Regions from separate parts of the Homo sapiens genome. Here region 1 is linked to region 2. A link is an interaction called in ENCODE POLR2A ChIA-PET data of the cell type or tissue named here. Cell type or tissue: MCF 10A. All regions are shown on one strand. Links, peaks and the distances in the headings refer to the core of each region. The heading gives the core; the rest is flanking DNA.

Region 1 (11,408 bases), core at 2,105-10,104, 320 kb after region 2:
AATGGTCAGTATACAAAACCTGACAACATTAAATGCTGACAAGGATGTGGTCATTTTGCATTACCACCAGTAGGGATGACAGAAACTCTCATTCCTTACTGGTGGGAATGCAAAATGGTAGAGCCACTTTGGAAGACAGTTTGGGAGTTTCTTACAATGCTTAACCTGCCCTTTCCATATAATCCAGCAATTGTGTTCCTTGGTATTTACTCCTAGGAGCTGAAAACTTATGTCCACACAAAAACCTGCACACAAATGTTTAAAGCAGCTTTATTCATTATGTCCAAAACTTGGAAACAACCACATACCCTTCAGTAGGTTACTGGATAAATAAACTCGGGTACATGGAGACAATGGAAGATTATTCAGTGCTAAAAAGTATTAGCTATCGAGCCATGAAAAGATACGAAGAACACTTAAATGCATACTACTAAGTAGAAAAGAGTATTTTAACAGGCTACATACTGTATGCTTCCAACTATATGACATTCAAGAGGTGGTAAAAAGTTTCATGTTTGCCAGTGTTTAGGGGGAGGGAGGGATGAATAGAAAGAGGACAGAGGGATTTTAAGGCAATGAAACTATTCTGTGTGAAAATAAATAGTGGACATATGTCCTTATACATTTGTCAAAATTCATGGACTATACAACACCAAGGGGAACATTAAGGTACACTGTGGTCTTTGGATAATGATGATGCATCAATGTGCATGTATCGATGATAACAAATGAACCAGAGTGTGTGGGATTTTGATGGTGGGGGAGGTTATGAGTGCCTGGGAATATGTGGGAACTTTGTACTTTCAATTCAACATTTCTGTGAAACTAAAATGATCTAAAAATTAAAGTTTATTAATCTAAAAAAGTAATAGTTTTAAATTTAATATTTATATTTTTCCTTTTGAACTTTATGTATAAAATATAGAATGATACAATTAAGCAGTCTCCTCAGGGAAACTATTAACATAGTTGATCCATACAAGATCTCTCATATTTAATTTTCTCTTTTTACCCCAATCATCATGATGCAATCTCCTTAGATAGCAATTGTCATGTGTTGTGACATGTTCACAAAGATATGTTTCCAAGAAAAATATGTTCTGAGGTGTGTGTGTGTGTGTGTGTGTGTGTGTGTACATTACCATAAAGCTGCCTCTTCCAGTTCTGAGACAGCAAGACCAACCCTTCCTCTTCCTCCTCTTCCTCAGGGTACTCAGTTTGAAGACAAGGAAGATGAAGACCTTTATGATGATTCACTGCCACTTCATGAATAGTAAATACTCCCTTCTTTGTTTTTCTCAATAGCATTTCCTTTTCTCTAGCTTCCTTTATTGTAAGAATACAGCACATTATATATATATATAAACATATAAAATATATATATATATAAACATATAAAATACATGTTAATCAACTGTTTGTTACCAATAAGGCTTCTGATCAAAACTAGGCTATTAGTAGTTAAGGTTTTGGAGAGTCAAAATTGATATGCAGATTTTCAAATGCATGGGAATTTGGCGCCTCCAACCTCTATGTTGTTCAAGGGTCAATTGTATTTATGCAGTGAAGATGGACTAGGCAGCCTTTTAGTTCTGCCTCCCTCACTCTTAAACTGCAATCCTACTAATAATGTTCAAATTGTTCAAACCTCATCTTAGTGTCAATTTAGTGAAACAGTATATTTTCCATCCTTTTCTATAATTATGCCATAATAGTAGGTATATTATATATAGAAGGTTGCAATACTTGCTTGAAAACATAAGGAAATTCTTTTCAGTTGACAAAGGCAGGAATTGAAAGAGAAAAATTAATTCCCTAGGTTTTAAAATTAGCAAACAAACAATAATTTATATATTTGAAGATTTTTAATTTTACTGTCTTAGATTTTAATATTACTACTAATCAAAGTCACCTTCCATTCTCTTCAGTTGCCAACTTAAGCAATTTGTAATAGTGGGCTTATGTCGCAATTAGACTTCTTTCTTTGCTCTTCTGTTTTACAATTGGATACCATATGTGAAGGAGCATATTCAATTTTGAAAAACCTGTTTGTTTACAATTCAAGCCAAGTGCAATCTTCACTAATTGCTTTAAATTATTCTACAATAAGGAGGTTTTAAAATGTTGGTCCCAATATGTGGTTAATGTGAAAAGTTAAAATGAAAGTTTAATATAAGATCTATCTACGCTTTAATCCAGAAATAATTACCCCTTGATATTTACAAAGAACAATACAAAATTAACCCTAAAACACAGTTTCAGGTTTGAAGAAAAGAATAATAAAAAAATAGTGTGTATTAGAAACAGTAAATCAAAGCTAATGAAGCAACATTAGCACTTTTATGTTGTAGGTTCTAATTAGAAAGTCTGTTAATGAAATTGGGGCATTTACTTAATTGCTGTGAACAATTATTTTCAAATTAAGCTTGGCAATTAAATAGCATGATTAAGCTTGGAATAGTGGATTTAGGTAGGGGTTTTGTAACTATTTTGTATGCTGTATTATGTATGGCAGTTTAAGCTCTGGATATGTGCTGATTAACAAATGTAAATGGCATGCAGTACTTCTTGGTCTTGGCTATTTTTGCGAAGATGTTTCCTATTGCCTTAAATACTTGCCTTGCACAGTAGCTTCTAACTACTGGAACCCAAACCAACAACCTGCCCCACTTAACTTAAATAGATATTTTTTTCCTTCCCATAAATGTCAAACTTCCTGAAATAAGCTTGTACATTTATAGGCTGCATTCGCATCCCTTTCATTTAGCACTTTAACTCTTGCTCCCAGTCTTCAGTGCTATCACAAATAGTACTAATTGTCACAACATAAATGTGTCAGATTGATTCATTATTAGTAAATTATTTGATCCTTAATTATAACCTTTGGGAAAGTTGTTATTAGCATTTTTATTTCCCAAATAAAACTGAGGATCAGAAAGACTTTTTCTAAAACCTTTTCAAAGCAACCCAGTTGCTAAATGGCAGGATAGGAATTTGAACATAAATTCACTTATGGCAACCCCCGTGTATCTTCTACATAATGGAGTTTCTTCTCTTTATGTCCACAAATGCAGTTCATTGCTTGGTATTTGATACTGCTGACCACACTCTCACTGGGAAATTTCCTTGGCTTTCAAATTACCATTATACCCCCTGTTTCTACCTTATTTCTTCCATGTCTCAATTCCATTTATTCTGCAAGACTTCTTCATTCTACCTCCTAAAGGTAGCCAATGTTCGCTTCTCAGATTTTTTTATGTTCTATTGAATCTAAGGTTTTAGAAAACGTAATCAAGTATACAGGCAAACTTAACTTGTTATTTCCCTAAGCACCACTCACAGCCAACTAATCACATCAAAATGATCCGTATTTATTTATTGATAACTTTTCATTGTAACTATTCCCTCTGCCCTTTTTAACTTTTTCTTTTTAATTCTTTTAGAAACAGAGTCTTCTCTGTCACCCAGGCCAGAGTGCAGTGGCATGATAATGGCTCACTGAAATCTCAAACTCCTGGGCTCAAGTAATCCTCCCACCTCAGGCTCACAAAAAGCTAAGACTTCTGGCACATGCCACACGCCCTGATAGCTTTTCAAATATTTTTTTGTTGAGAAAGGGTCTCACTATGTTGCCCAGGCTGGTCAAAAACTTCTGTCCTCAGGCAATCCTCCCACCTCAAACTCCCAAAATGCCGGGATGACAGGCACGAGTCACCATGTCTGGCCAAAACCTCTACTCTTAACATACTGATTTTCCCGACTGCTTTTGAATAGGATTTGCTAATCTTTCCGAACCATCTTATGACTTCTTCCTGTTCTTTGATAAATGAGAGTCGCTTCCCATTCTTTTATGCCTAACTTCTAAATTTCTGTTGGTATGTTTAGGCTGCTTTGACAAAAATACCTCAGATTGAGTAATTTATAAACAAAAGAAATTTATTTTTCACAGTTCCAGAGGCCGGGAAGTCAATGCCCGCAGATCAGCGTCTAGTGAGGGCCTGCTTCCTGGTTCATAGACAGTGCCTTCTTGCTGTGTCTTCACATGGTGGAATAGGCAAGGCAGTTCTCTTGGGCCTCTTTTAGAATGGTACTAATTCCATTCATGAGTGGATCCCTCATGTTCTAATCACTTCCTAAAGACCGATACGGTTAGGCTTTGTGTCTCCATTCAAATTTCATCTTGAATTATAATCTCCATAAGCCCCACATGTCAAGAGAGACACCAGGCAGAGGCAATTGAATCATGGGGACGGTTTCCCCGGTGCTGTTCTCGTGATAGCGGTGAGTTATCATGAGGTCTGATGGTTTTATAAGGAGCTCTTACCCCTTCACTCAGCACGTCTCCTTCCTGCCATTTTGTGAAGAAGGTGCTTTGCTTCCCGTTTGTTTCCGCCATGATTGTATGTTTCCTGAGGCCTCCCCAGTCACGCCAAACTGTGAGTCAATTAAACCTCTTTCTTTTATAAATTACCCAGTGTCGGACAGTTCTTTATAGCAGTATGAAAACGAACTAATACAGACTCAACACCTGATTTTTGGGGAGACACCAACACTAAGGCCATAGAAATTATGTTTCAGTATCTAATATTTTTTGTGTGAATATTGGTAACCAGAACAGTGTGTGTGACACAGAAGATTTTGAAAGAGATCAGTAAGGTTTGTCAAATAAAATTTTAAAATTATTTATGTGGCCTCTTTTTAATGAGAAAAATCCATAAAATAACTAAATACATGTAATTTATCTGTGAATTAATTTATAAGAATAAACATTTATAATTTTCCACTTATTTATTTGAAATAATATAGTAAAACTTTGTAGCCCAGTTTATGAATGTTGAAGCAATAGTGGATGTATATTGGGGTAATAGATGTCTGCTGCACTTTTATAAATTTTGCTAAAATCTAAATTAAAATTAAGTAAAGTTGAACATCATACCATCAATTAAAAATCTGAAAGCAGGTAAATAGAATTTCGCTTTTTTTTTCCTTAATGGTATGTTGAATATTATTTGTCAATGTATCAAGTATAAATTGAATTTAGGAGTTGTTTTATTATTTTATAAAATTAAGCATGCTTTTATAATATTGATACGTTTTCCATTTTATATATGTACAATTCTGAGAATTATATATTTTTTTCATTGTATGGATGAATATATTGAATATAGACAATAAGTTTATATGAAAAACAAAGAAAAAACATTAAACAAAGACAGTGATTTGTCATTCTGGCTATTGCTGGAAGCATTCTGATCATATATACTCTTTGTAATTAGCCAATTGTAATTATCTAAATCAGAGATCAGAAATTATGGCCTGTGGACTAAATCTAGCCCATGTCTGGTTTTTATAAATAATGTTTTTACATTTTATTTTATATTATTATACATATTTATTATTATTTTATAAATAATTTGTTTGGAACAGAGCCTTATTTTCATATACATTGTCTATGGCTGTTTTTTTCCTTATAATGATCAAGTTAAATAGTTGCAACAGAGACCAGATCATCAGCAAAGCATCACACACTTACTATCTGGCCCTTTTATAAATTATGTTTGTTTACTTATAGGCTAGAAGAGTAGAACGAATGTAAGCTTTCATGCATGACAACAATTTTTTTTTCTTTTGTCAAGCTGTCAAAATGGTTAATTTACCTTCAAATGTGTATTTCTGTGCCAAATTTTATGGTCAATTAGGAAAATAATTGGAGAACACCCATTCTTTGACAACTTCCGATTTCTTGCCTAACCTCTTTTTTTCAGCTGTAAGTTTCCTTCAGCAGATTACTTCCAGTAGATAGCCCACTGTGATGTTTATCAAATTATTGACTCTCAACTGCACGTGTATCCCTTACTTCCTCCTCTGAAAATGAAGCTGGGCCTTTTAAATGTCTGTACTTTGCTGGCTGGCAGGATTTAAAACTGACCAATAGAGGGCAGTAGAGGAACTGTGAAGGAAGAATGGGCATTTCATTCTCAGGGTGCTCTTCTCAGTAGGTTCCTGCAGTGCACAGTTTCTCTGCAATTCAGCTCCTTCAGCAATGGGTTTTCCATTATCTGCTTCCTGCAGTGCAGGACAGACAACAGCTTAGCTCAGCAAAACCTCAGGCTGATTTCCTAAGCTCTGAGGTATGGCATCTCTCTGTGGATGGCTTGCCCTAGAAACACAGCCAATTTTCAGCAAATTCTGCTAGGACAGCACCTGAGATTTCTGTATGTTTCAGTGAGCTAAGGCTAGGCCAATGCCACTGAGATCTGGATTTCAAGTTTGGGGTGTTGCGTGTGAGGAGCTCTTCCATAGGTGCTCTCTACTTCTAGTTGTATGATTGAATGTTACTCCTCTGATCTCCTATCTGTATTCTTCAGAGTTCTCCTTCTTCTTAGCAAATCCCCTGTGAGCTTCAATCCTCTGCTTTAGTTAATAGTTGTTTATATTAAACATTTTCTCTTTAAAACACAATGTTGCTGTCTTCTGGTAGGACTCTGAAAAATACATGAGAAACACCTAAAACTTCTTCACAAGTTTAAAATTAAACTCGTAATCCAGCCCCCAGAATGTTGGAGCTTCTCTCGTATTATGTGTATTGTTAGTCATCCAAGAAGGAAGCTTTGAGTGAATTTAATTTCTGTTGCTGCCTCTTAATTAAGCCATGTTCCCGTATAATCTGTGGAGGTATGCATAAATGCATATGTGTGCACACACACACACTCATCTACTCAATCCTCATGTCCTTACAATTTTAGGATAATTTCAGGATGGCCTTCAATTTCTTGATTATTTTCAAGTCCAATCCATGTGAGAGAAACTAAAAATTTTAATCATTTCTTTCAACGATTATTGCCTTTGATCACCTCCACCACCATCACCATCATTTGAATGACCAATAGCATGACTCTTTATTCTGTCATCAAATTATTTTAGCAAAACCTAATCCAATTGGCATTAAAGTATCCTGCCTACACCAGAAATGCAACGTGGCTTCTGGTGATAATTGAGAACATCTCACAATTAAGCAGTTTGATTTAAAAGTAAATTCTTGCTTATGCAACCTCACCTGAACCCTCAAGGATGCAATTCTAATCTCATATTCACCGCCAAGAATTTTGAAAATGCTCTCCACACTCTTCACATCTCCAACCTATTCTCCTTTGTCTTCGCCTCCTACCACACACATAAAACATAAGATAGTTGGGGAGATAATCAATGAAGTATCAATGTGTCACTATCATCTCCATAATATTATCAGCCCCATATAGTTTTTCTTATATCTCTATCCTATTTTTTTATGTTATTAAAATTGTTATTAAAATATCTCAGCCAATTTCTTATTTTTACAATAACATACATTTCCCTTTTCTGTCACTTTAATGTCTCCCTCTCTATCCACCTCTTCCTATTAGAATTTACATATTCTTGTCTATTCCATTATTTAAAAAATGGAAGTCATTCTCATAGAAATAGCAAATAGAACAGTGGTTAGCAGAGACTGGGAAAGGTAGGGGAAATAAGGGGATGTTGAAAGATTGGTCAACAGCGACAAAACTATGGTTAGATAGAAGAAATAAGTTCTGGTGTTCCATTGCATAGTAGGATGACTAGAGGTAACAATAATGTATATTTCAAAATAGCTAGAAGAGAGGTTTTAAAATTTCCTTATTGTTGATAAATATTTAAATGAATGAATATGCTAATTACCCTGATTTGATCTCTATATTATTTATTCATGTATCAAAACATCACCTATACCTCATAAATATGTACAATTATGTGTCATTTATAAACTTCAAAAACATTAAAAAATGAATAAAATGGGGGAAAATAAAACAACTATAGTAACCACAAAAATAGTCATTCTTGTCATCTCTTTCATTCTCATTCAATAATACCTTTGTCAGAAAACATTGCTAACATCCAACTTGTTGATCAACACTTTCTCTCTCACATCTAAACAATTGCAGCCCATTCTTTTTTTTTTTTTTTTTTTTTTCTTGAGACGGAGTTTCACTCTTGTTGCCCAGGCTGGAGTGCAATGGCACGATCTCGGCTCACTGCAACCTCCGCCTCCCAGGTTCAAGCAATTCTCCTGCCGCAGCCTCCCAAGTAGCTGGGATTACAGGCATGCACCACCTCCCCTGGCTAATTTTGTATTTTTAGTAGAGACAGGGTTTCTCCATGTTGAGGCTGGTCTCGAACTCCTGGACCCCAGGTGATCCGCCTGCCTCAGCCTCCCAAAGTGCTCCAAAGCGCTGGGATTACAGGCATGAGCCACCGCGCATGGCCGCAGCCCATTCTTTATTCTTTCTTTTTTTTTTTTTGAGACGGAGTCTCGCGTGCATTGGCGCAATCTCGGCTCACTGCAAGCTCTGCCTCCGGGGTTCACGCCATTCTCCTGCCTCAGCCTTCGGAGTAGCTGGGACTACAGGCACCCGCCACCGCGCCTGGCTAATTTTTTGTATTTTTAGTAGAGACGGGGTTTCACCGTGGTCTCGATCTCCTGACCTCGTGATCGGTCCGCCTCGGCCTCCCAAAGTGCTGGGATTACAGGCGTGAGCCACCGCGCCCGGCCCCCCATTCTTTATTCTAATTTTTGACTATGCTTAATTCTCTCAATTCCCATAACAACATGAAAGTCCGTCTTCCATCACATCTTATCTAAACTTTTGTAATTGCTTCTTCTATCCATTCTTAGCTACCAGATTCATTTTTGAATATACATTTAGATTATCTGAATGAAAATGCTAATAAGATCATATCGGTTTCAACTTAATAGCCTTATGTCATCTCATGATGTTCACAAGGAAAAAACAATTCTGAAAAATTTCAGTTGAAAGCTTTAAAATATTTTACCTTTCAAATAAATCTCATGCAACTTTCTCTGTGTCTCTGTCTCTTTCCCTCTATGTGTGTGTGTGTGTCTGTCTCTCTCATTCTCTACTGGCCTGTTTCATTGGATTGCATTCAATTCTGCACATTCCAGTGTCTGTGAATCTCTCATTTTCCCCCACAATCAGGAACTTGCAAAGGTGTTTCAGTGGGTCCAAGTTTCTAATGGTGATAATTAAAACTATTTTAATTTCTAGTTTTAATAATTAAATACTGTACATACTTCCACTTAAAAATACAACGGTATGACATCTGTAATTTTTAAGTGGGCTCATTTAAGGGGTTACTGACTTGAAATGAACTTGCTAATGACTCAGCCAACAATGTATCTGAATTGTTTCATTACCTGTGTCAGTTTTATTTTTATTTTATTTTTAGTTTTTTATTTTTTTATTTTTGAGACAGAGTCTCTCTCTGTTGCCCAGGCTGGAGTACAGTGGCGTGATCTTGGCTCACTACAAGCTCCGCCTCCCGGGTTCATGCTATTCTCCTGCCTCAGCCTCCCTCCCGAGTAGCTGGGACTACAGACACCGGTGACCACACCCGGCTAATTTTTTATATTTTTAGTAGAGACGGGGTTTCACCGTGTTAGCCAGGATGGTCTCGATCTCCTGACCTTGTGATCTGCCTGCCTCGGCCTCCCAAAGTGCTGGGATTACAAGCGTGAGCCACCGCGCCCTGTCCTGTGTCAGTTTTTACCATATTGGTTAGCTTTATTGCTTTCATTTTAATTTGTTTAATTTATTTCCAGAATAAATACTAGATTGAAGATAGAAAGCATAAGCATTGTTGACGCTGAATTACAAGTTAATAATAATTCTGCAAATAAACAACAAGGTGACTTTCATTGTACTACATATTGTATTTATATTATTAAAATCATTTACAACACGTCAACATATCGTCTTTGTCAACTTTGAAACCAGTTCCAGTGCTAATAAAAGAGAAAATGTAAGACTGGTTACATTTGAAATTGCCTTTTTATATTTCTTGAGAATAAAATATATGCAACCGTAACGTGTTAATGTGCTATTATTTTTTTTGCTTTTAAGTAGAAATCTAACACCCTCTCTACTATCTCATTAGTTAGAAGCAAAACATAAACATTATTAAAACACTCATTTATTTTAGAAAAAAATTCAAGAAACCTAAACAATAGCTTATGAAAGCAATATATTTATATTACATGGTGTAAGATATAATTCTATTTCAACCTATATTCGGTATACACTCAGTCCTCCAGATCCCCAAATTCATCTATATACAATACATTGTTTATTACTGTATTATTCCTACATTTTTCTGAGATAATTAAAGTCAACAATATACTTTTTTAAAATGGCTCAAATGCTCAAAATTGCCTCTCCAAAATACATATAAATAGATTGTGTTCATATTGCTGTAAAATATTTTCTTAAAACCTTTAATTTTTTAAATTTCCCTATAATTTGTAATATAGCACATAAAAATGAAAAAAATTCTTAAATTCCTAAGAGGATTTATATAATCATATGGTATTGTTAAGTCCCCCAACCCTGCCAGGCACGGTGACTCACGCATGTAATCCCAGCACTTTGGGAGGCCGAGGCGGGCAGATCATGAGGTCAGGAGATTGAGGCCATCCTGGCTAACACAGTGAAACCCCGTCTCTACTAAAAATAAAAAAAAATTAGCCAGGCGTGGTAGTGGGCGCCTGTAGTCCCAGCTATTTGGGAGAGAGGCTGAGGCAGTAGAATTGCTTGAACTTGGGAGGCGGAAGTTGCAGTGAAAGTACAGAGATTGCACCACTGTACTCCAGCCTGGGCGACAGAGCGAGACTACCTCTCAAAAAAAAAAAAAAAAAAAAAAAAAAAAAGAAGTCTCCCACCCAAAATAAGAAATACTGAATTGCTCCAAGGAACCATATTCTGTTTTTTCATCTTTCATGTCTTAGAGCTTTCAGTGATGATGTTCGCTCAGCCTTGAACACTCTCCGCTTCCTCCTTTCAGACTTCACCCACGTGATATCTAGTTATTTAATCTAACTGTGAATATCGTCACTTCGTTCAAGCTTTTCCCATTTCACCCTCCTGTCTGGGTTAAGCCAGGATGTATTTGCCCCTACAGCATTTTGAACATCTCTTTTAAAATACACATGAAATTATTAGTTATTCATCTTGTTTTCTGAAAGAACATAGACACCGAAAGTTGAAAGAATTTGCCTGCTTTTTTCCTACTATGTTTACACATCACGCAGCCGAAGTTATCATGTGAATGAATAAATGGGCTCCTAATTTGTCTTCCTGACTTTCAGTTTGTCCCCCTCAATTTTTTTCTTTAGTGACCATTAAAGCCATCTACCAAAAATGCTAATCACACAGTTGGTGGCTGCAGCTCACCTAGAGCTCAAGTTCCCCTTTTATTTGCTTACAAATCATTAGAGATTTAATTACAGGAGCAGATTCTTAATTCATACTCCCAAAAGTTCTAACTCTATGGGTGAGCATGGGGTCTAATTCTGACGCCATTTTGAGAAACGCTGA
Region 2 (11,408 bases), core at 1,153-9,152:
CATTACTAGCGCTTCGCAAATTTTAATTTGAACATGAATCACCTGGGGACCATATTAAAAAGTAGATTCTGATTCAGTAGGTATGGATTGGGGTCTGAGATTCTACATTGCTAAAACTCTCCTGGGGGCACCTGCACTGTTCCTCTGTGAGGACCCTGTGAGCAAATTAAATGCCAGGACATTTAATTTATTCCCATAACTGAGAAGCACTTAACAGAGATGTGCACATTCAGGAAGTGGTAGATAAGAGCAACATGTACCCCGAGGACATCTGGGGACTGAAAGATTAGTTTGCAGATCCTGGATTTTGACTTTTTGGACCTTGGGGAAGAAAAGATGCTGAAAGGCATGCTGACAGGGCATGGATTTCTTGGAGAATTGTGCTGTTTCTCAAGTTAAGGAGAAACTGGAATCAGAGGCAACTCTCCATTCCACCCACGGAACATGTGTTCCTCTCAATGACGGGAGACTCAAGCTCTGTGTTCCTTAGTTCTAGTGTTAAAAATCTCATGGTCTAAAATATCTTTGCAGGGTTGATTGGAATATGCTACAATTTACAGAAAGAACAATATGATAGTGCTCATTTATGAATTGAGTAATACCAGCCACTAGTATTACTAAAGGAATACCAGGAATTCAAAGGAATTACTAAAATAACAAACAGTCATTAAAAATTTTTTTCCGGCCAGGTGCAGTGGCTCACACCTGTAATCTCAGCACTTTGGGAGGCCGAGGAGGGTAGATCACGAGGTCAGGAGTTCGAGACCAGCCTGGCCAACATGGTGAAACCCCGTCTCTACTAAAAATACAAAAATCAGCCAGGCGTGGTGGCGTGCGCCTGTAATCCCAGCTACTTGGGAGGCTGAGGCAGGAGAATTGCTTTAGCCCAGGAGGCGGAGGCTGTAGTGAGCTGAGATTGTGCCACTGCACTCCAGCCTGGGTGACAGAGCAAGACTCTGTCTCAAAAAAAAGAAAAAATTCCACTGAGTACTATCTTTACAGTCATAATATGCTACATCAAGCTCAATTTCCTTAACAGAGAATTGGAAGGACAGGTTTATGAATAAATAAATGATACAATATAAAATAGCTTCCACAGCTATCTGAAATGCTTCCCAATGGTACTGACTTCTAAAAGCCACATATGCTTTACTCTACAGCAACCATAGATACTTTAACACTAAAATAGTGAAACACATTATTGAGCACCTCAACGTGCTGAGGGATCGCCTAGAGATATGCATCCTGAAATCTATTGTCTTTCTATTTCAGTATGACATTGGCAAAAAATAACCATGCTTCAAGTATCTAGACTTCACTTTCCCAAACTGGACATTTATGAAATAGCCCCAGTATGCCATCTCTCTAAATTGTATAATTCACATAATAAATAATATCATCTGTTCTCTACCAGCCATCATTAAAAGTTCCTGCCAAATATGTTTAATCCTGTGTGTCGGAGAGAAAGTTAATGGAGATACAAGATGGAAAGTCATCTTTGATGAGCCATTTTCTTTCTCAAAATTGTTCAAGTTTACCCATGGATAACTTTTGTTTTTTCTACCCCTATCTTGTTCATAGTATATGGCCTTTCTAAAAATTGTCATTTTAAGTCAATCTTTCATAACATTAATATTGAAAATTTTATTTATTACATACAATTGCCTTCTATTAAAAGCAAAAAAAATTCATCTGCATTGATTGTTATCTGGTTCTAAGCAACTGCAATTTTATTCTGTAATTTCAGTACAGTAGTCAGCCAGGGTGGGAACTGAATTTCAATTCTTTGACTTATTAGTAATACAATATGCAAGCTCTTCAATTATTCCATACCTCAGTTTCCTTATCAGTATAATGGAAATAATAAGATTTGCCTAATAGAGTTTTTGTGAAGGCAAAATAAAGTGGAAAGATTTTAGCATAGATTAGACATCTTATCAACATAATGTCTATTGTCTTTGTTTCTTCTGTTTTTCTGAGGCAGTATAGAAGATTTTACATATATGTAGTCAGAGAACTTGAGTTGGTTAAGCAATCCAAAGTCAGGAATCTAGGGACTTCATAATATATTTCTAAATATCAACTACAAATATGTGTTTAATAAGAAGCCGCTACTGGATGAATCCAATTCATTATATTTCTGACCAAAAAAAAGTCAAATCATTCTGTCACTTACATAACTCACCTAAGCACTTGGTTCTAAGTCAGTATCGAAGATTAAACTTTTTAAATTGTAAGGTTTTATGAATACAATGATGACTTCCATACTTGTCACATCAAGGTATGTGTGTAAGTGTAGATAAGTTTACAGACTATTTCCTATAGAAATTTAATAGGATAAATATATGCATGGAAATTGACCAATGGGCAAGTGCTAGTTTATCTGTCATCTTTATTCAGTTAAAAGTTGAAATTATTTTTCTTGTTACAATGAAACAAAATTCAAATGTACTAAAAAACAAAATGTGCATTACACGTAAATACTGGGTTTACACAACGCATTTTCTGGAGATTAGTTAATGCATGAAGGATACCAAGGCACAATTTACAAATGTACATTTATTAGGAGACATCTAGAAAATGATCACAAGAGGGCACTCTTAATTAGAACTGAATCCAATGAGGACATCTTAGAGAAAGATTTCACCACTCCAATAGAAATGAGATAAGGATCAGTTATTGACAATTCCAAATTATTTTATGAAACACAATCATCTATAACTAGTAGGTCACCATTAATATGCTCATTGAAAATAAAACTCAATTTCCTCTTTGTCAAGGCCCTCCTTAACAGGATCTCCAACACAAATCCTTCAGACTCTGATGTTTTGTTCTCCTACTCTTACTGTTAGTCTCTCCAGAGTAGTCTGCCTTATCACTGTCATTATTTTTCCACCTCCACATTTCACACAACTGAAGCCACAGTTCCTATCAAGGTATTGCTTGTAAACTCAATTTTCTAAAATATTTTCAGAAGAATAAAAAAAAAAAAGTGACTCATTTTGCATCAGAAAAGCTTTGCACCTTAGAACCTCACCGTTTTTACCTCTAGTGAGGTGGCTTAGAATGAGCAATTTGAAGAGTAGTGATTTCTCTATGCTAAAACAATATAAACTGAAAGTATCACATCAAGTGTCTTAGATCATTTGAATTGAGATATATGCAGATAAAGTCAAGATGATAGAGGCAGAGAGGCCCACAAAACATGGTAATTAGTCAAGTTCTTAAGGCAGTAAGTAATAATTAAATAACAGGTGAAATAATAAATTATGCTATAAAGTGAATCAGATGAGAAGAGGCCTGTTAATAATGTGAAGGGTAGATCAGAGCGCAGCTGAATCACCAAAACAATGAAGCACTAGATTTGGAAACAACCAAACAGGCTATTGGAATGAACTAGACTGTATTCAGAAAACAATAAGACGTAACTGCCATAAATGCTGTGCCCAAGAAGGTCTAAGGCTACCAGAAAAACTCTCTGAGGAAGGCAGGACGTTATTGTTTCCTGTAGGATTCTATGACTCCATACTCGCCTAAGTTTTCTTCCTACTTTATAGATCATTTTTTCTTAATTTAATTTGCTGGTATATTCTAGCATATCTAGTATATCTAGTTTTCTAGTATCTTTCTGCTCTATCAGACTCCACAAAATAAGGTTTTCAGGACTTAAATTAAGGGCTAGATTCTCTCTTCAGGCTAGACTCCATTCCCTGGAGATCCCATTCACTTGAATTATTTTCAGTGTCATGGATGTCATGATGAAACCGCTTTACATCCCTGGGGTTGATCTTTTCTCTGAGCATGAGATGTGTACATCTGACTGCTTTCTTGGCATCTGTACTTGGAAGTACCATGGGAATGTCCAAATTAACATGTGGCAAGAAAAATTTTTTATTCCTGAATCAATCTCTTTTTTTCCTCCTCCCAAAACCCAGCGTCCTATGTGCTAATGCTATGAGAGGAGAGCATTTGCTTCCCTCTATTCCCTGTATTCCGCATAGCCAATTAATCCCAAAGTTCATGGTTTATATCATAAACTTCCCTCAAATTAGTCCACTTGTCTTCATCTCTACTCCAGCCCCCTTGAGCCGATGCCCTAATCTAAATAGCACCTTAATTTTTATACTCTTTCTTTTACTCCATCTCATCAACAAATAGTTGTTGGAGTCATACTTGGTGAATATGCACCTCATTATGTCAGTCTGCATGATGAATAATATTTCAGTGGCTTCCTTTTGCATTTAAAACAAAACTAAATGATCATGGCCTATATGATCCTGCATGATGTTTTCCTCAGCACACAATTCTAACCTCATTTTGTTCTACATAGAATGTTCTCAAATACTTGAAGCTTATACAATTTTACACTTATACTCTGCAGAGCATTTGCGCAAGATGTTCCTCAACCTGTAGAATTATTGTACCAGAATTTCATGTGTCTGGCTTATTTTCATCCTTTGATGCCCAGTTCAAACAGTTCTTCAGAGATGCAGTATACATAAAGTTCATCCACTGCATCTGAAGTACTTTCAATTAACCATAATAACAAAATCCTATTTATTGCCTTCAAAGCACTTACCTAAATTTTAATTTAGTAATTTGTTTAATTGCTTCTTTTCTACTCACCCAGGCTCCTTTAGACTCTGAACTACAGGGAACTGTGTCTTATTTATCACGATTTAGCCAAAACTCAAAAGAGTACTGAGAACATAGCATTGCGAATATAGTCCCTATACAATAATATCAAAAGGCAGTAGATAGTCAATAAAGTTGCTGAGATCATGGATTTGGGAATCTGGAAAGTCTTATTTGATAATCTCAACATTTTAACTCTCTAGAATGTCTTCTCTTGAAATTATCTCTGAGAGAAATTTCCTCTGAACGTGTTTATTTAAAAAAAGAACCATGCTATGTGAAATTATGGACATACTGTTCAATGATTTCCTTCCTCATAATATTGATCTAACAATACTACCCACCTGATTGGCTTAGTGGAAGAATAAAATGAAATTGTTTTAAGAGTTCACTACAATAGGAACTGCACAAATTAAGCACTGAATGAGTATTTTTCTTGATGCTGATGACAACAGTTGTAAGATTAACATGACCTGTCCTGGTGACTTTCCTCAGAATAAGTTGTGGGTATCAGAGTCAGCTTCATGGATGTGCTACTTGTTAGTCGAACCAACCTCTCACCTACTAGGGTCATTCTTAGTGTAATGCTCTGCTGTTGCAATCTTGAAAATCTTAATAATTTTAAGCAACAGACATGGCATTTTCATTTTGCATTGTGCTCCACAAATTACGTAGCCAGTCCTAGTTGGCATAACATCAAGTTCTGCTTCAAAAACATTCTTTCTATTTGCTAAAGCAATGTGGGACAGGCATGTCACAACAAGACGATGTTCATCATATAAATAATTATTGTTTTTCTTTCCTTTGGTAGCTGTGAAGCTTATATCTAAATTTATCGCTTAGTTTGTACAGTTTTGCAGGAGGCCTTGGTAATACATTTGTGTGCACTAACTTCACCAAAAGAGTTCTTTTACTCTTCTGTATTATTTTCTGATTTATTTGATACTTTTCCTATTTTATGTCTTCATAAAATTTGTAGTGCCTCCTGGAATCAAACTGTTGATTAAAAAAGTGTTTTTTTTTAAATTCTCACTTTTTCATTTTAAGTTTTTCTTTATATATGTGTATACATGTATAATATATATGTGTATATGTATGTATGTATATTTCACACTTCCCCTGAGCTTGAGTTGAATATACGTCTGTGCTGTAATGCTGATAAGCCCTCCTCAACAGTACATGGCTTGAATAAGAGAAAATAAGGAATAAATTAGCTGTTAATCAGACCACCAATTTTACCACAATCAATAGACATGAAAGAAAGAACCTCAGGGTTTTTGTTAGCTAATTGGTTGGTTTTCCCTAGCAAAGAAATGCAATTTTTTTCACCTGAGTGACTAAGGGCACAGGGGAACAGCCTTGTCTAGAGTTCCCGGGAGAGTCATCCAGATCGCCAGAGAAGCCTAAGAATCTTAATCTATTATTACCATAAGGTACCATTATTATGTAACTAATCACTATTTGATTTACCATTCTTAAAGACATTATCATCAACCTAGTACTTATTAAAATGGGAATTAGGAAATTTTTTTCATAAAGAGATAGATAGTAAATAATTATGAGACATCCTCCCTTTCTTGCAACTACTCAACTCTGTTGTGGTAGCCCAAAAGCAACCCTGAACAATATGTAAATGAAAGGGAATGCCTGTGTTCCAATAAAACTTTATTTACAAATACAGATGACTGAGAGTGAGTTATGGCTTGCGCGGAAGGACTTTTTAAATTAATTGGTCTCTGTATTACAGTGTTTACATCAGTATACAAGGCAAGGGTATAAAATAATAAATATTTTAAAGGCAGCCAAAACTTAAAAATCATCAGTGTTCTTAACACTAGCCATTTGGGTAGGAAAGAGCATATATGTATATTCTCTCAATAGCCATAACTATGAACATATTTGAGACTGATAATCTGAAACTGACCACTCAAGAGAATTCATTTCACTACCTTATAGTAAAGCTACATGTGGTTCAGAAAACACTATTACCCTGCTTAATGGCACATTTCTTTATCCAAAATTGACTAGTATGAATTTGTCCAATTTGAAAAATCAACTCTTCCATGAAGGTGAAAGACTGATTACGATTGAATCTCCAAAGATATGTTTTAATTTAAAATCAATTCAATGTAATTTAGAGTCAAATCTTGTTTATTCCTCATTTGCATCTATTCAAATGAAAACAATGAGAATACATTTATAGCTATTTTTGTGGCAAAGGTGAGAAAAAAAGTTATATCCATATGGATAATGTAAGGTTAATATGTGAAGAGTCAGGAAGAGTTACCATAATTGCACAGGTCATGAGAAGTAAAGGCAAGAAATGTAGAATATGGGCAATTTCACCACTGTTTTTCCAAGAAGAAAGTTTATGGTAAGTTGGCTGTAACTTCGGGTCCGAGCTGGCAAATAAAAAAATTGAAAATCCTCTAAAAATATCTTAAAGGACAGAAATGACAGAGGACTATGTTTGGAGTAGAACAAGGATGATTGGCAATGAAGCATGTAAGGAGGAGTTGGTTGGGTTGTGTCAAAATCAAACTTTTGTAAATGTCTTTATTTAATGAGAAAACATCTTACTTATGATATACCTATTTCCTAAAAATATTTTCTGAGTTATTTGAGTTTCAATTATTCAGAGGCAAGGCCCAATTCTTGGCAAGCCTTGCCAAGAATTTGAAAATCTGAAAATTAAGAATTAAGAATTAATCTTTGCCAAAGAAAACCAGTAAATTGGTATTCTTTGAGTCTTCCAGGCTTGTAAGATATTTTAGTTAGTGGTCTTTATTCAAGAAGTGTTTCAATGCATATCATTGCTTTCAAAAGATGTGTGTGTGTGTGTGTGTGTGTGTGTGTGTGTGTGTGTGTGTGTATGTGATTTGGGATAAAGAGGAAAGTAAAAACGAAATTTTAAAGATAATGAGTAAAATAAATTGTGTTTTAGATTCTAATAGTGTAATCCTAGAGATTATATTTGTCACTTCAACGTTGTTTTATGGATATTCTATCAGTGACTTCCAGACTGACAAAATCTTCTTTCAGAGCCTGAAACTCACACAAGATACTTAATGTAAATTACACATATATTTGAAAATATGTCTTTATTGTCTCTATGAAAAAGCACACCTGGTAAGTTTCTTTGATGGAGAAGTTAATGCTTAAAAGCAAAGCTCTGGCCAGGCGTAGTGGCTCATGCCTGTAATCTCAGCACTTTGGGAGGCCGAGGCTGGCAGGTCACCTGAGGTCAGGAGTTTGAGACCATCCTGGCCAACATGGCGAAATCCCATCTCTACTAAAAATACAAAAATTAGCCAGATGAGGTGGTGGGCACCTGTAATCCCAGCTACTCAGGAGGCTGAGAAAAGAGAATAGCTTGAACCTAGGAGGCGGAGGTTGCAGTAAGCCAAGATCGCGCCATTGCACTCCAGCCTGGGGGACAGAGCAAGACTCCGTCTCAAAAAAAAAAAAAAAAAAAAGCAAAACTCCAAATACTGTTCCTCATTCATGAGTTCCCAAAATAAGTCTCACACATTTTTTTGCCACCTGTGCTCCAAGTCAGTTGATTTTTACTCAGCCAGCAAATGTCTATAATGCTTTGTAACTTCTCTCCCAGTCTTACTCTCCCTTAGTGAGATCTCTACTCAAAGATATTTCACTCACAATAACATGTGAATTTCTGCGTGGATTCCAAACACTATTTTTACAATGTGGCTGAAATGCGAGGTCCCAGTGGACCCCAGGATCATAACCCCACATCTATGACTAAGTGATTAGGTCTTAAACTCAGCAGACTATAGCTGAAGGCTGTTGTCTGTTTTACTCATAAATATCAGTGCTTTACTCTGACCTCATGCTTTTTGAATATTTTCAGATTTCTCCTATATATTTTGAGAATCCTGCATTAATATTTATAAACTGTTACATAGAAGAGTGTATAGAAGGGAAGGAGTTAGACAAATATTTTATATCATTAAAAATTTATGGTAAGAGGGAGTCACTTTGAACCATTATTCAATTAAATAGGATATGTATTTCTCCTTGTTTCAAACAGGGATCAGTCAAACATCTTGAATTTTGACTCACCTGATGTTTATTTCTTTGATGCGTTCCTGACAAATTCTATATTCTAAGATCGAGCAAGGCGGTTTTGCTTGCTAATTAACAAAATGATAAAATAAAATTGTGTGTGTGTGCGTGTATTTCCACAAAGTGATCTAGGAGAGGAAGTAGCAGCTTATTTCCTGACGAGGCAAGCATTAATGTTTGTCGCTTAAATCTGACCTTCCCTATTTGTGATTGAGGGTTTAAATAATTTTTGTAAGATAGGACAGCAATATCATCTTACTACGTTAAAGACACCTATTAGTCATGTGCCAGGCAAATTGGGATTTATGACTCAGATATAATTCTTCCAAATATGCCTGCTGTTCATAAAAAGGCAGAGATACATGACTCAAAAATAACACAAGTCAGAAATAATTTTGCACTTCACTTTTCCACATTGACTTTTCTCTGGAATAGATGGCAAAATCTCCACGTTTTATGAATAGGCTTTTGTCAATACTACAGATGTATGTTTCCAGCTTCTAAATAAAGCAAGTTTCTGAGTCAAATAAAACAAATGATCAGTTCCAGTAGAGGCAAGGGAAGATGTATACATAAGAACTATGCATTGAAGACTGATGGAGACCCATAAATGCTTAAAAGTTCCAATGTGGATGTTGACTGTGCCTTAAGGAGAAGGTTAAGAATGTCACATATCACTTGCAATGATTAAGTTTCTCTGTTCATGAGACAGTGTCTCATCACATATGAAGAACTGTGGAAGAACAACATACCATTTTTTGAGGGGGAGGTGGAGAAGACATGGACAGATTGAAGCACAGATAAAACATGTATTTTTCCCAAATCTGTACAAATACTGCTAAGAGCATGGCAAAGCTCCATGCTTTGTGAATATTGCTTGAGGTAACAGAAGTAAAAACACCATATTTCATTAAGGATGACAGCAATAGTATTCTCTTTTCTCTGTGGACCATCAAGTCTTTCAACTTAAATATTTTGGAATCTTATCAGACATCAAAGATATAAAATAATATAGTGCCTCCAAGATACATCTTTGTCCTTGAAGAATGATCAAAGTTCCAAGTATGTTCATAAATTAAAACCAAATGTATTTCCCAAAAATTTTAAAATGGGACTCTCTCAGTCCCATTTTAAAAAATCATGCATAAAAATTGGAAACATCATTATTTCTCCCACTGAAACATAAGCATTATGTTTGGTGAATGTTAAAATATGAATCTTAAAAGGACAAGATTTAGTCATAATTAAGTGATTTGCACAATACCCTATGTCAGGAATTGTCCAAGGGCATGATCATGTTAGAAATAAAAATAATATGCTCTTATGAGGTTGTCCAAAATGATCACCAATTTCTACTTAGTATTGTTGATATTACACTCTCACAACGTTTCTGAATGAAAGAGATTCTTATTCCAAGAGCAATAGGAAAGAGTCAAAGTTTTTTAAAAAGAGTGGTATTTGTTTTCTAAACACTTTTCTGTCCTCAGTGATGATAGCTAACGTCATACAATTGTATTTTATTATTAATTTCCCTGATAAGTTTTTCCAGTTTAAAAATTGGGTCTGATGGACACTCAGGCATAGGAGGAGAGGAGGCTTTGTCTCTGTGAGAGGTGAGCTGCCAAAACACAGATTCAGTTCCATGTGACTCTTGGTGCAATTTCCCTCTGCCAGTGTCAAAGTGTGAGTTGCAATTTAATTTGATTGTAATATTGAATATTCCACACTAGATATATGTCTGTCACCTGAGAATTATTCTGCTACCCTTCTTGCTTACAATTCCTTTATTTTGGCTGGGCTGAGTGTGTGCCCAAGCCACATATGATAAATAGTATATCATGTTTTTTTCTATATTAATAACAGCAGTCCTATTACTTGTCATGTCATTAATGTATCTAACTCCTTTGCAGCTTGATGGGGAGGATGATCCAGAAATGGCCAAGGAAATATCAGAAGAATTTTGCTCTGTGGATTTTAGAATAGACTATAACAACAACAACAACAAAAACAACAAAAAACTTTTCCAGTGAAAAGAGACAGATGATAGTTGGTGGCATTCCTTCCCCTTTTCTTCCCCTTTTCTCTTGAATCTGAACATGAATCTGAACTTGAAGCTGCAAGGCCCATGTTTTGACCAAGAGGTCACATGAATTAAATCAAGACACAACATGGGACAGCGAGCAGCCAGAAAAAGTATTTGTATCCTGAGGACACTGTTAGCAGCTACACTGTTGATAGCAACTATGATATCTGGATTTCTTTTCAAATAACCAAAATAACCACCTACTCATTTACTTCCACTGAATAAATTTTCAGTAGCTTGCTGTCCCAGGAATTTCCATTTTGTATACTCTTTAGTTAAAGGCTAAAACAAAAGGAGCTTTATATAACAATAGTTATCTGAGAATTAAAAACAGTGGAGAATTAGGTGTCACTTATTTTTATGTAAATAGAGAGTAACTAATGTTTAGCTAGTCTTTGCCTCTGTCAAAATATTAAATCATGTTATGCAACATCACAACTCCTATTTATAAAAATAAGTTGTATTGTTAGTGCCTCAAGAATATGCTTCTTATAGTAAATACAAATGAAATAGGACTGGTTATGCACAGTGGATAACTTTAAGCCCTTTCTATATAAAATTAACTGTATTAAGGGTTAATTTTACATTCATTATATTAATTTTG

What was found. Peaks named below come from ENCODE experiments on the same cell type or tissue, not always from the same donor. Only the 100,000 strongest peaks of a DNase experiment are listed, where the experiment ranks them.
Region 1: POLR2A ChIA-PET joins it to region 2 with 5 read pairs; 1 of 35 experiments calls an interaction of 5 or more read pairs at or near these places.

The regions. Positions count from the first base shown.
Region 1 is chr5:23,203,157-23,214,564 of GRCh38, forward strand. No RefSeq gene overlaps it. Among named protein-coding and RNA genes, the nearest start is that of PRDM9, 300 kb to the right of the region's middle. In MCF 10A, for the core only: a CTCF peak has its summit at 5,937 (motif pointing right); a DNase peak (open chromatin) is centred at 5,935.
Region 2 is chr5:22,887,324-22,898,731 of GRCh38, forward strand. No RefSeq gene overlaps it. Among named protein-coding and RNA genes, the nearest start is that of CDH12, 40 kb to the left of the region's middle. In MCF 10A, for the core only: a CTCF peak has its summit at 2,611 (motif pointing right); a DNase peak (open chromatin) is centred at 5,328.